Linked DNA regions of Homo sapiens: region 1 is linked to region 2. A link is an interaction called in ENCODE POLR2A ChIA-PET data of the cell type or tissue named here. Cell type or tissue: GM12878. All regions are shown on one strand. Each heading gives the region's core, and the rest is flanking DNA. Links, peaks and the distances in the headings are about the cores only.

Region 1 (5,391 bases), core at 87-5,086, 180 kb before region 2:
TTTCAGATTCAAAATGTAATTTTAGTCCTTTAAACTTATCAGTCCAGGAACCATAAAAAGTTTCTCCAGAAAAACATTTTACCAGAGTAAAAGCTACTTAGTTCCCCACCTAAGCCCTGAGTACCAACTATACAGATGGTAATTAGAACATTCCAATTCCTTTACCAAAACTTTTTTTATTCTTTAAGAAACATTAAGAGTAAAGTCAAGAACTAAAACATGGCAGAAACCTACCATAAAATTGAACTTGGTATTCAAATATAAAACCCAATTGTTAAATACTTTGGCAAGGTGTCTACCCTTTAGGGAGAAAATTTATCTCTTTTCTATGAGAATACACAAAACACGGGTCTTAGTGTAGGCCTATTAACCCAGCAAAAGGAAAACCAAAAGTAGGGCTTTAATGAACAGCTAAAATACTCAGGCTTTTAGTAGAGATTGTAATTTTTAAAAGTACTTTGCATGAAAGAGGTACCTGGTAAAACATCTATATTTAGCAGATGCTAAAAGCATGAAACAATCATGGTTTCTAATAATAGAAATCATCACAAGAAGCATACCTATAACCAAACCAAGGCATACTTTCATTCATTTTTATTGGCACACAAATATAGCCTCATTTTCCCATTTAAACATAAAAAACCCATAACTAAATGGTAATTTTAAACCATTCTTATTAACGAATATTTCTATTATTCTAAATCAGTTTTATATGTCCTAATTTCCCAAATCATCTGACAAACAGTATGCTCCCAATAAACACTTGCTTTCTACAAATATAAGCAAGCAACAGTTGAATTGAATCCCAAACCGTTACTGAGATTAGTTACTAAAGATTTTTCTTCAAAGTTCTTAGAAGGGTCTTAACATAGCTTACAGGTATAAATTAGTGATGCATCTGTCCTCTAGAGTATTCTTGTTCTTCTTATGGTCTATAATAACGACTATGCTGATTTTTTAACCTCTCCTAGGAAGTAATACTGAGTTATCTAAATACACTGTATTCAACAGACAACATCATAATATGACAAGTTGAAGAAAATCAAATTTTAATTTAAATCATGTTCAAGAGAAATAGTAGCACCTGCCTGTTTGAATGTCCTTCCAGAGAACCCAGGATTTAGAACTGTCTTCAAATATGATGAAGCAGCTCTGTTTCAATATGTTTATCTGCAATACAGAGAAATACTTAACGGTGATCTCTTAAAATTAAAAACATGAAGTTAAATTTAAGATTATTAAATGCTTACTGCAAAAACAGCAAAAGATACATTAAAGTAACTTGCCTTTTTGATAGTGCCAAGATAAAACAAGCCATCTGACCATCTAGCTAGGACATCCTGACCCTCTTCAAATTTACATGCTGGCTTTTTGGCTTTATGTCCATCCTGTAAAGACAGCTTGGTCAAGGATGTTGGGGTCTTTTGGTTTCGACGTAAAGGAGACCGCTTGTGGACCAGTGAATTACCTGCCCCTGTAGAGTCTCTGTTTAGAGAATAAAAGACCATACATAAGACTTACTTGTAGAGCTTATTTTATACCAGTGGGATATTTTATATGTTAATCAAAGTTTTAAATTTGTTAAAAACCTTAAGACAAAAATATAAAAAGTACCTCAAATCATAAATACTCTCCAAACAAAGCAGTTTAAAACAAAATGATAACAATTCTCAATATCCATTCATTGCCTACTCTAAGTGAGGCCAAGACTCAGCAAACACTCCAAGATAACACATTCAAGGCAGCTGCCATCAAAATAACAGCTTTATGTTGAGGTATGCAGGCCATGATCATGAGCAAATAATGTCTTGAATCTCATGACTGGGTTTAGGTAAAGAATAAAAGTGAATTACATTTTAATCTCTTGATTATGCCACATGCAGTTAAGACACATTAACCAGTGACTTCAAGGGACAGCTGGTGTTATTCACACTCTTCACACTCAAAGGAAGGGCAGTCATGACCTTCTCCTTACAGGGAATCACCACTGAATTGAGCAAATATGCAGACTGAGAGTTTAAAAAAAAAAACATTGAGAACCAGCAATTTCATTACATTATAGACAAATAGTACACTATAAGGCCAGGTGCGGTGGCTCATGCCTGTAATCCCAGCTCTTTGGGAGGCTGAGGCGGGTGGATCACCTGAGGCCAGGAGTTCAAGACCAGCCTGGCCAACATGGTGAAACCCTGTGTCTACTAAAAAATACAAAGATTAGCCGGGCGTGGTGGTACACACCTGTGATGCCAGCTACTGGGGAGGCTGAGGCAGGAGAATCATTTGAACCCAGGAGGCGGAGGTTGCAGTGAGCTGAGATCATGCCACTGCACTCCAGCCTGGGCAACAGAGCAAGACTCTGTCTCAAAAAACAAAAAAACAAAAAAAAAGGAAAGTACACTATAAGAGTACTTAAAGGAAAAAAATATATATTAAATACTGTGAAATTACATTATAACTTATGTATCAGACATTCCATAAACAGCAAAGCATACCACCATCAGCTTTCTTAAAGGTAACAAAGCAGTGTTTGGTTTCACTTTTCCAAATTAGATTTTTCACTAATTAAACATACAGTGACATGTAAAACTAGATAATAATTCTAAAAACAGCATAAAAGTTTAGTAAAAATAAAATGAGCAGGGAAATTAAAGAAAAAAGTTTCAAAAAGTTCCTAAGTATTAGGAATATCTAACTTCAATATCTAAAAATACAGAAATTCTGGGAAACCCTGTCACATGCTCAAACACGGATGAACCTTGAAGACATTATGCTAAGTGAAATAAGCCAGACAAAATGGACAACTATTCCACTTATATGAGGTGCCTAGACACTCAAAGTCATAGAGATGGAAAACAGAATGGCGGCCAACGGCTAGGAAGAATGGGGAATAGGGAGTTAGTGTTTAATGGGTACGGAGTGTTTCAGTTTGAAAGAAATACATTTTAGAGATATCCAAAGAAATAACTGGTACCTTCCCAAATTTGCTGAAAAACATTATCTACACATCCAAGCAGCTCAACAAATTCCAAGTAGGATAAATGCAAAGAGATCTACACCCAGCCACATCATAGTAAAAATGCTGAAAGGCAAAAAAAAAAAAAAAAAAAATCTTGAAAGCAACAAGAGAAACACAATATATCACGTACAGGGAAACCCCAATAAGATTAACAGTTGACTTCTCATCAGAAACAATAAAGGCCAGAAGGCAGTGAGATGACATATTCAAAGTAAGCAGGCTGCAGGGAGTGGGTGCTGTCACCAGAGAATCTTATATCCAGCAAAACTGTCTTTCAAAAATGAAGGTGAAATACAAACTCCCAGATAAACAAAAACTGAATTTGTTATTAGCAGAGACATCTTACAATGAATACTACTACGATTGAAAGTAAGTAAACCCAGAAGGAAATTCAAATACATGTACATACACATACACACACACACACACAAAGAATACCAACAAAAGTAATTATAAAAGACAGCATAAATGCATATTCCCTCCAAAGCAAGTATATAAAACAATATGTACATAATTGTATTGTTAGACCCATAATATATAGAAATGTAATATATTTGGCAATAATAGCATAAAGGAAGTATGTAGGAGCAAAACTGTTTCAACTGTTTCAAAGAAATGACACAGGCCAGGTGCAGCATGGCTGACGCCTGTAATCCCAGCACTTTGGGAGGCTGAGGCAGGAGGACCCCGAATTCAAGAGTAGCCTGGGCAACAAAGGGAGAATGTCTCTAAAAAAATTAAAAAATAAAAATTAGCCGGGCATTGTGGCACGTGCCTGTGGTCCCAGCTACTCAGGAGTCTGGGGTGGGAGGACTATATGAGGCCAGGAGGTCGAGACTGCAGTGAGCTGTGATTGTGCCACTGCACTCCAGCCTGAGCAACAGAGAGAGAACCTGTCAAAAGAAAAGAAGAAAAGAAAAGAGAAAAATGGAAGGAAGGACAGACACAAGATGCTAACTTGAATTCACAAGAACAAACGAAAAAAAAAATGGTAATTAAGGTCAATATAAAACGTAGATTGTCACTTCAAGAAAATACCTGCCTTATACAGAACTAAGTGGCTGTTTCAAGTAAAAATGGTGTTCCATGAAAAAGCTGCTAGTTCAGCTGGCAACTCAAACAATGGCACAAGTGCCTTATGCCATTTCTATTTTATCACACATATTAAAAACCTGGCCAGCACGGTGGCTCATGCCTGTAATTCCAGCATTTTGGAAGGCCGAGGCAGGTGGATCATTTGAGGCCAGGAGTTCAAGACAAGCCTGGCCAACATAGCAAAACCCCCCATCTCTACTAAAAATACAAAATTAGCCAGGCATGGTGGCGCGTGCCTGTAATCCCAGCTACTCGGGAGGCTGAGGCAGGAGAACCGCTTGAACCTGGGAGGCGGACGTTGCAATGAGCCAAGATTACACCACTGCACTCCAGCCTAGGCAACAGAGCAAAACTACATCTCAAAAACAAACAAACAAACAAAAAACATTCTTAAGTGAAATAAGGTTTGGGGGTACGTGTGTGTGTTTATATTTTTTACCGTTAGTACACAATGAAGAATACAAGTACAGTTTGATGCCGCTGCCTTGATTCATGCTAAGGCACAAAGCAATTTTATCTAACATTGTTTTTTCTGTGCCATAGTCAGCTGTGAGGAGAAGGCACTTTTGGTAGTATAATTAGAGGGGTTAAAAAGTTTAAATGTTTGACAAGATCAGTGCAAGAGAACAGAAGTAAAAATGCAGGAAGAATCACAATGAATTATCATCAGGGATGCTCAAGGAGAGGGTAAGAATCCTCTTTCTCCAGATTTTGAAACAATTTAACGGCTTCACAGTATGGGAATAACTCTATTAGCAATCAACTTTGAAAAAAGCTTTAAGGGGCAGGATGCGGTGGCTCACGCCTGTAATCCCAACACTTTGGGAGGCCGAGGTGGGCAGATCACCTGAGGCTGGGAGTTCAAGACCAGCCTGACCAACATGGAGAAAAAACCCGTCTCTACTAAAAATACAAAATTAGCCTGGTGTGGTGGCGTATGCCTGTCATCCCAGCTACCTGGCAGGCTGAGGCAGGAAAATGTCTTGAACCCAGGAGGTGGAGGTTGCAGTGAGCTAAGATCGCACCATTGCACTCCAGCCTGGGCAACAAAAGCAAAAGTCTGTCTCAAAAAAAAAAAAAAAAGGCTTTAAGTTCAGTGTTCACTTGAGGGATTTTGCATCCCTTCAGTTAAAAAAAAAAAATAGCCAAAGCCTGAACAATTAATCAATCATGGGTGAAAAATGACCTCAGTAGAATGCCATGGCAGGTCTGCGTTAAGACCTAGAATTCCAAAGTAGAAACTGTACAAAAATAAAAATTGCAAACATTCCCAGTTTCAT
Region 2 (5,391 bases), core at 55-5,054:
AGGACATCTTGGTTACTTCCAGGTTTTGCCAATTATATGAGAACTTTGTACTTTCTGTTCAGTTTTTCTGTAAACCAAAAAAAAATGCTCTAAATAATAAATCTATTAATTTAAAAAAATAAGAAAAAAGAATCTGTCTCTCCATTCATTCAACAAACATTTGTCAAATATCTAATATGTGCCAAGCAAAGAATGAAGTACTAGAAGTAATCAATTACATAAGACATATTTCTTTCAAGGAGTGTAGTCTAGTGGGAAAAGTAAGTCAACAATTGGAGTGATATTTGTATTTCAGAAGTGTGTATAGAGTGTTACAGGACCCCAGGAAGGGACCATCTTAGTCTTAGTTGGTATAGGGGAGGGAGAGACAGAAAAGGCTTTTAAGAAGCCATGTTTATTGGAGACTTTTAGAATGAGTATCAGTTGACTAGATCAAAATTTGTGTGTGAGGGCATGGGCACCTTGAGATAATATTCTGTATAGAGTAAACAGTATCAGAAAAGGCATAGAAAGAAGAAACAGCATGGCATGAACAGAGAACTACAAAAAGTTCTTTCCTTCGCAAAAGAAAAGATTGCGTTTGGGGGTATTCAGGTCATGAAACTAAGAGGGTAAATAATACCTTGAAGGGCCCTCTGTGTTAAATGAATTAGAATTGGTTCTATATCCTGAAGGCTAAGGAGAGTTACTGATGGTGGATTTAGTTAATATGAGAAGATTCCTCTTTTTGTCTTCTGCAAATACATAGAAATGCTGGATAAAATATAAGCTCCCTTTCTCAGTTTTTTTTTATTACTACCTAATTAAGTTTGAAAGCAAGCAAAGGAAATCTCCAGATACCAGAAATGACAAGAAAACTCAAACTCAGATATGAAAGAGAGCTAAAGCCAAAATGGCCAATGGGGAGTGGGAACCATAGTTTTAAGGGCTATATGAGGTGAGGAGAAAAGACTTTAGGCTTCTGAGAGTCAGAGAATTGCAATTGACCTGTGTGTTTAAAATTGGGAGCCACAAAAGGCCATGCTTTTGAGGAAGAGTATTCAACAGCATCACTCCCCTGGCTTACAAAAGCAACAAGGACCTGTAAGTGGGGTTGTAGGCCTTCAGGGAGTCAGAAACAAGGAATAAGGCTAGAGGGAGAAGATGACCAGTGACCCAAGCCTAAGCCAGTCAGCTCATAGCATTCTACTGGCCACAGTGCTTGGTTCAAGGGTGGTTATGTTTTCTAAAAATTTATTTAGTTGGAGTGAAGCCCAGGACCACGTTTGTTGGCTTAACTCTTTCTTCCTTCTCTGGTTTTGAAGATGGAAGCATGTAGCTCTGAAAGCTGCTGGTTCCATCTTGTGACAACTTGGAAAGTCAGCCAGGATGAAGATGAACCTCTGGAAGGTGGATGAAGAATCAAAAAAATTCACCCAGTGTGAGACACTGAATCAAAACAACATTGATTATTTCAGCTGCTGGTGATGACATAATAGATTACTCACACTAACCTCCCACAGACAAAGATTATTGAAATGTAGATTTAACAATTACATATATGTATTTATATATTGTAAACAGCTATTTAAAGGCACTGGAAAGGAAGTGAAAGAAAAGATTAAACTCAATCTGAAAGGAAGGAACTTGCCCCTGAAGGTACTCCCCAGTCTGTGCCTGGCTCCAGAGGCAGAAATCTTAGATAACAGGGCTCAGGACTAGTAGAACAGCCAGAAACTTTGGCAAAAAATCGTGGAAGGGGAGGAGATGCAGAAAGATTAGTGCCCAAACCTGCATTTAACATCCACCCAATTCCTTCATATGTGTGGGGAGGCCCAGGAAATGCAATGAAAAAGCAGCACGTGGAAGCTAAAAGAATGGAGAAGAGCTTTCAGCAGATGCTGATGGCAGGAGAGACAGAATTTGGAAATTGAGTCTCACCGAATTAACTGCCTGCTAGAACAAAGATCCATCTTCAGAGGAATGTTACAGAATCTAGAGTCATGACAACATATTATGCATAATGTGTAATAACCAATCCAAAAATCACTACACATGTGAAGAAACAGGAAAATGTTACCACGTTCAAGAGAAAGTAGTCAATAACAAAATATCTTCAAGATGACCAAGTGTTCATATTCGAAGTCAAAGATGTTAAAGCAGTCATTATAAATATGCTTGAGGACTATGAAAGAAAATATGTATAGTAATTGAACAAGTAGGAAACCTCAAACAGAGAAAGAGAAATTTTTTCTTTTTTTCTTTTTTTTTTCTTTGAGATGGAGTCTCACTCTGTTGCCCAGGCTGGAGTTCAGTGGTGCGGTTTTGGCTCACTGCAACCTCTGCCTCCCAGGTTCGAGCAATTCTCCTGCCTCAGCCTCCTGAGTAGCTGGGATTACAAGCATGCACCACCACGCCCAGCTGATTTTTGTATTTTTAGTAGAGTCGGGGTTTTGCCATGTTGGCCAGGCTGGTCTCAAACCCCTGAGCTCAAGCGATCTGCCCACCTTGGCCTTACAAAGTGCTGGGATTACAGGCATGTGCCACCATACCCAGCCTCTAGAATTTCATATCCAGAAAAACTAGTCTTCAGGAATGAAGATTAACTGAAGACATTTTTCAGATAAAAACAAGAATTCATCACCAGCAGACCTGTAATATAAGAAATGGTAAAATAAGTACTTCAGGCTAAAGAACTAATACTAGAAATAACACTGGAAATGACACTAACTGGTAACTCATATCTTCAGAAATGAATAAAGATCAATAGAAATGGCAAATCAGTGAATAAATTTGAAAGACTATAGATTATTTTCTTAATTTCTTCAAAAGACATATTAGTGGTTAAAGAAAAATTAAAGCACTGTATTGTAGGGTTTATAACAGTAGCACAAAGGATTGGGATAAATAGAATAATGCTGTTACAAGATATCTGTATTTAGTGTTTAGTAGTACAGCATTAACTCTAAGTAGATTGTATTAGTTATGGATGTATATTTTAATTTCTAAAGCAACCAGTAAAACAAAAATGCAAAGAGTTCAGCAAAGGACAATAGAGGCCCACAAAATACTAGTTCACATCCACTAGGATGGCTATAATAAAAAAGATAGAACAATAACAAGTGTTCACAAGGATGTGGAGAAATAGGAAATCATACACTGCTGGTGGAAGTGTACAGTATTGCAGCTGCTTTGTAAAATAGTTTGGTAGGTTTTTAAGAAGTTAAATGTAGAGTTACACAAGACCCAGCAGTTCCCCTCCTAGATATATACCCAGTGGAAATGAAAACCCACATCCACAGAAAAACATACACATGGATGTTCATAGCAGCCTTATTTAAAATAGTAAAAAAGTGGAAACAATCCAAATGTCCATCAGCTGACGAATGGAAAAATAAAATGTGGTATATCCATACAGTGGGATATTGTTCAGCAATAAAAAGAAACGAAGTACTGATTCATGTTGTAACATGGATGAATCTTGAAAAGTTAAGTGAAAAAAGCCAGTCACAGAAGACCACATATTGTATTATATCATTTACATAAAATGTCTAGAATAAGCAGATCTATAGAGAAAGAGAGTTGATTCGTGTTTGCTTTGGGCTGGGGAAATGAGGGGAAGGACAGCTAATGAGTACAGGGTTTCTTTGAAGGGGATGAAAATGATCTATAATTTGATTGTGGTGATGTTTTTCCAAACCTATGAGTATATTTTTTAAAACATTGAACTGGGCCAGGTGCAGAGGCTCATGCCTGTAATCCCAGCACTTGGGGAGGCTGAGGTGGGAGAATTGCTTGAGCCCAGGAGTTTGAGACCAGCCTGGGCAACACAGTAAGATCTCATCTCTGCAAAAAAAAAAAAAAAAAAAAAAACAACAAAATTGGCATGGTGGCATGCACCTGTAGTCCCAGCTATTTGGGAAGCTGAGATGGGAGGATCACTTGTGCACAGAAGGTCAAGGCTGTGACCTTGTGACCTTGTGGGACTGTGATCGCCACTGTACTCCATCATAGGTGACAAAGCAAGACCTTGTTTCAAAACAACAACAACAACAAAACATTGAATTCTATACTTTAAATGGGTGAATTGTATGGTATATGAGTTATATTTCAATAAAGCTGTTTTTAAAAGACAATAAGAATACTAAATTTTTTTTTTCAGTTCACCCCAAAAGAGGAACAGAGAAACAGCAAACAGATGAGACAAATGCAAAACACTAAAATGGCCAGTCCAGCCAAATCCAGCCAAATCAAATGTAAATCAACTTAACATTACAATTAAAAGATAGAGATTGTCAAGTTGGATAAAAGCATTGCCCAACTTTAAGCTGTCTGCAAGGCATGCACTTAACAAAAGATACAAAGCTTCAAAGTAAAAGGATGGGAGAGGATATACTGTGCAAACAAATAATTCGAGAGTTAGAATAGATAATTTAATAATGGAAAAGATGGACTTCAAGGAGTACTACCAGAGATAAACAGGGACATTTTATAATTTTAAAAACTCAATATATCAGAAAGACATAATCCCAAATGTATGTATGCCTAATTAGCTTCAAAATACATAAACCATAAAACTGACAGATGGAAGAAAGGATTCAAGTCCACAGTCATACTTGGAGATTTTCATATCCCTTTTAGAGCAATTAGTAGAACAACTAAGCCAAAAGTCTGTACAGATATAGAAGATCTTAATAGCCCTGTTAACCAGCTTGCCCCAGTTAATATTTATAGAACCCAATACCCAAAAAATACAGAATAAACAGTCTTTTTAGGTACCATGGAACTTTTACCAAGATAGACCATATCCAGGGCCATGAAACAAGTCTTAATAAGTTTTAGAAGATTGAGATCTAACAGAGTATGTTTTCTGATTACAGTTGAATTAAAATACAAGTCAGTAACAAAAAGATATTTGGAAAACCCCCAAAGATTTGGAAATTAGATAGTGTATTTCTGAAAATATTTTGAACTGAATGATAATAAAAAATGTGTTAGCATTTTTGGGATGCAGTTAAAGCACTGCTTACAGAGAAATTTATAGCTTTAATTGTTCATATTAGAAAGGAAGAAGTGTTAAAATGTAATATTTAAGTTACCAGAAGGTGGAAAAAAATAAGCAAATTAAACCCAAGAAAGAAGAAAGTAAAGACAATAGCAGATATCAATTAATTAGAAAATAGACAACAGAGACAATAAACAAAACCAAAATGGATTTTTTCAAAAGATCAAAAAAATTGAAAATGCCTAGAAAAAGCTTATTATATACCAATACTGATAATGAAGGAGGAGCATGATTATGTATCTGTAAACTTCAAAAAGATAATCGAATTCTAAAAACAACTTTACACCAATAAATTTGATGCCTTCGATGAAACAAATTCCTGGAAAAATGCAGCTTTCCAAAACTGA

The links. ChIA-PET counts read pairs that join two places held together with the same protein. Peaks named below come from ENCODE experiments on the same cell type or tissue, not always from the same donor. Only the 100,000 strongest peaks of a DNase experiment are listed, where the experiment ranks them.
Region 1: POLR2A ChIA-PET joins it to region 2 with 5 read pairs; 4 of 35 experiments call an interaction of 5 or more read pairs at or near these places.

The regions. Positions count from the first base shown.
Region 1 is chr1:93,106,324-93,111,714 of GRCh38, reverse strand. MTF2 (metal response element binding transcription factor 2) reads right to left here. Exons shown (of 15, transcript NM_007358.4): 2 at 1,287-1,485; 3 at 1,089-1,170. Among named protein-coding and RNA genes, the nearest start is that of MTF2, 30 kb to the right of the region's middle. In GM12878, for the core only: no CTCF peak of the experiment used is centred there; no DNase peak of the experiment used is centred there.
Region 2 is chr1:92,925,826-92,931,216 of GRCh38, reverse strand. The region is part of intron 1 of DIPK1A (divergent protein kinase domain 1A); the gene reads left to right. Among named protein-coding and RNA genes, the nearest start is that of DIPK1A, 33 kb to the left of the region's middle. In GM12878, for the core only: no CTCF peak of the experiment used is centred there; no DNase peak of the experiment used is centred there; H3K4me3 peaks cover 977 bases; H3K27ac peaks cover 1,321 bases.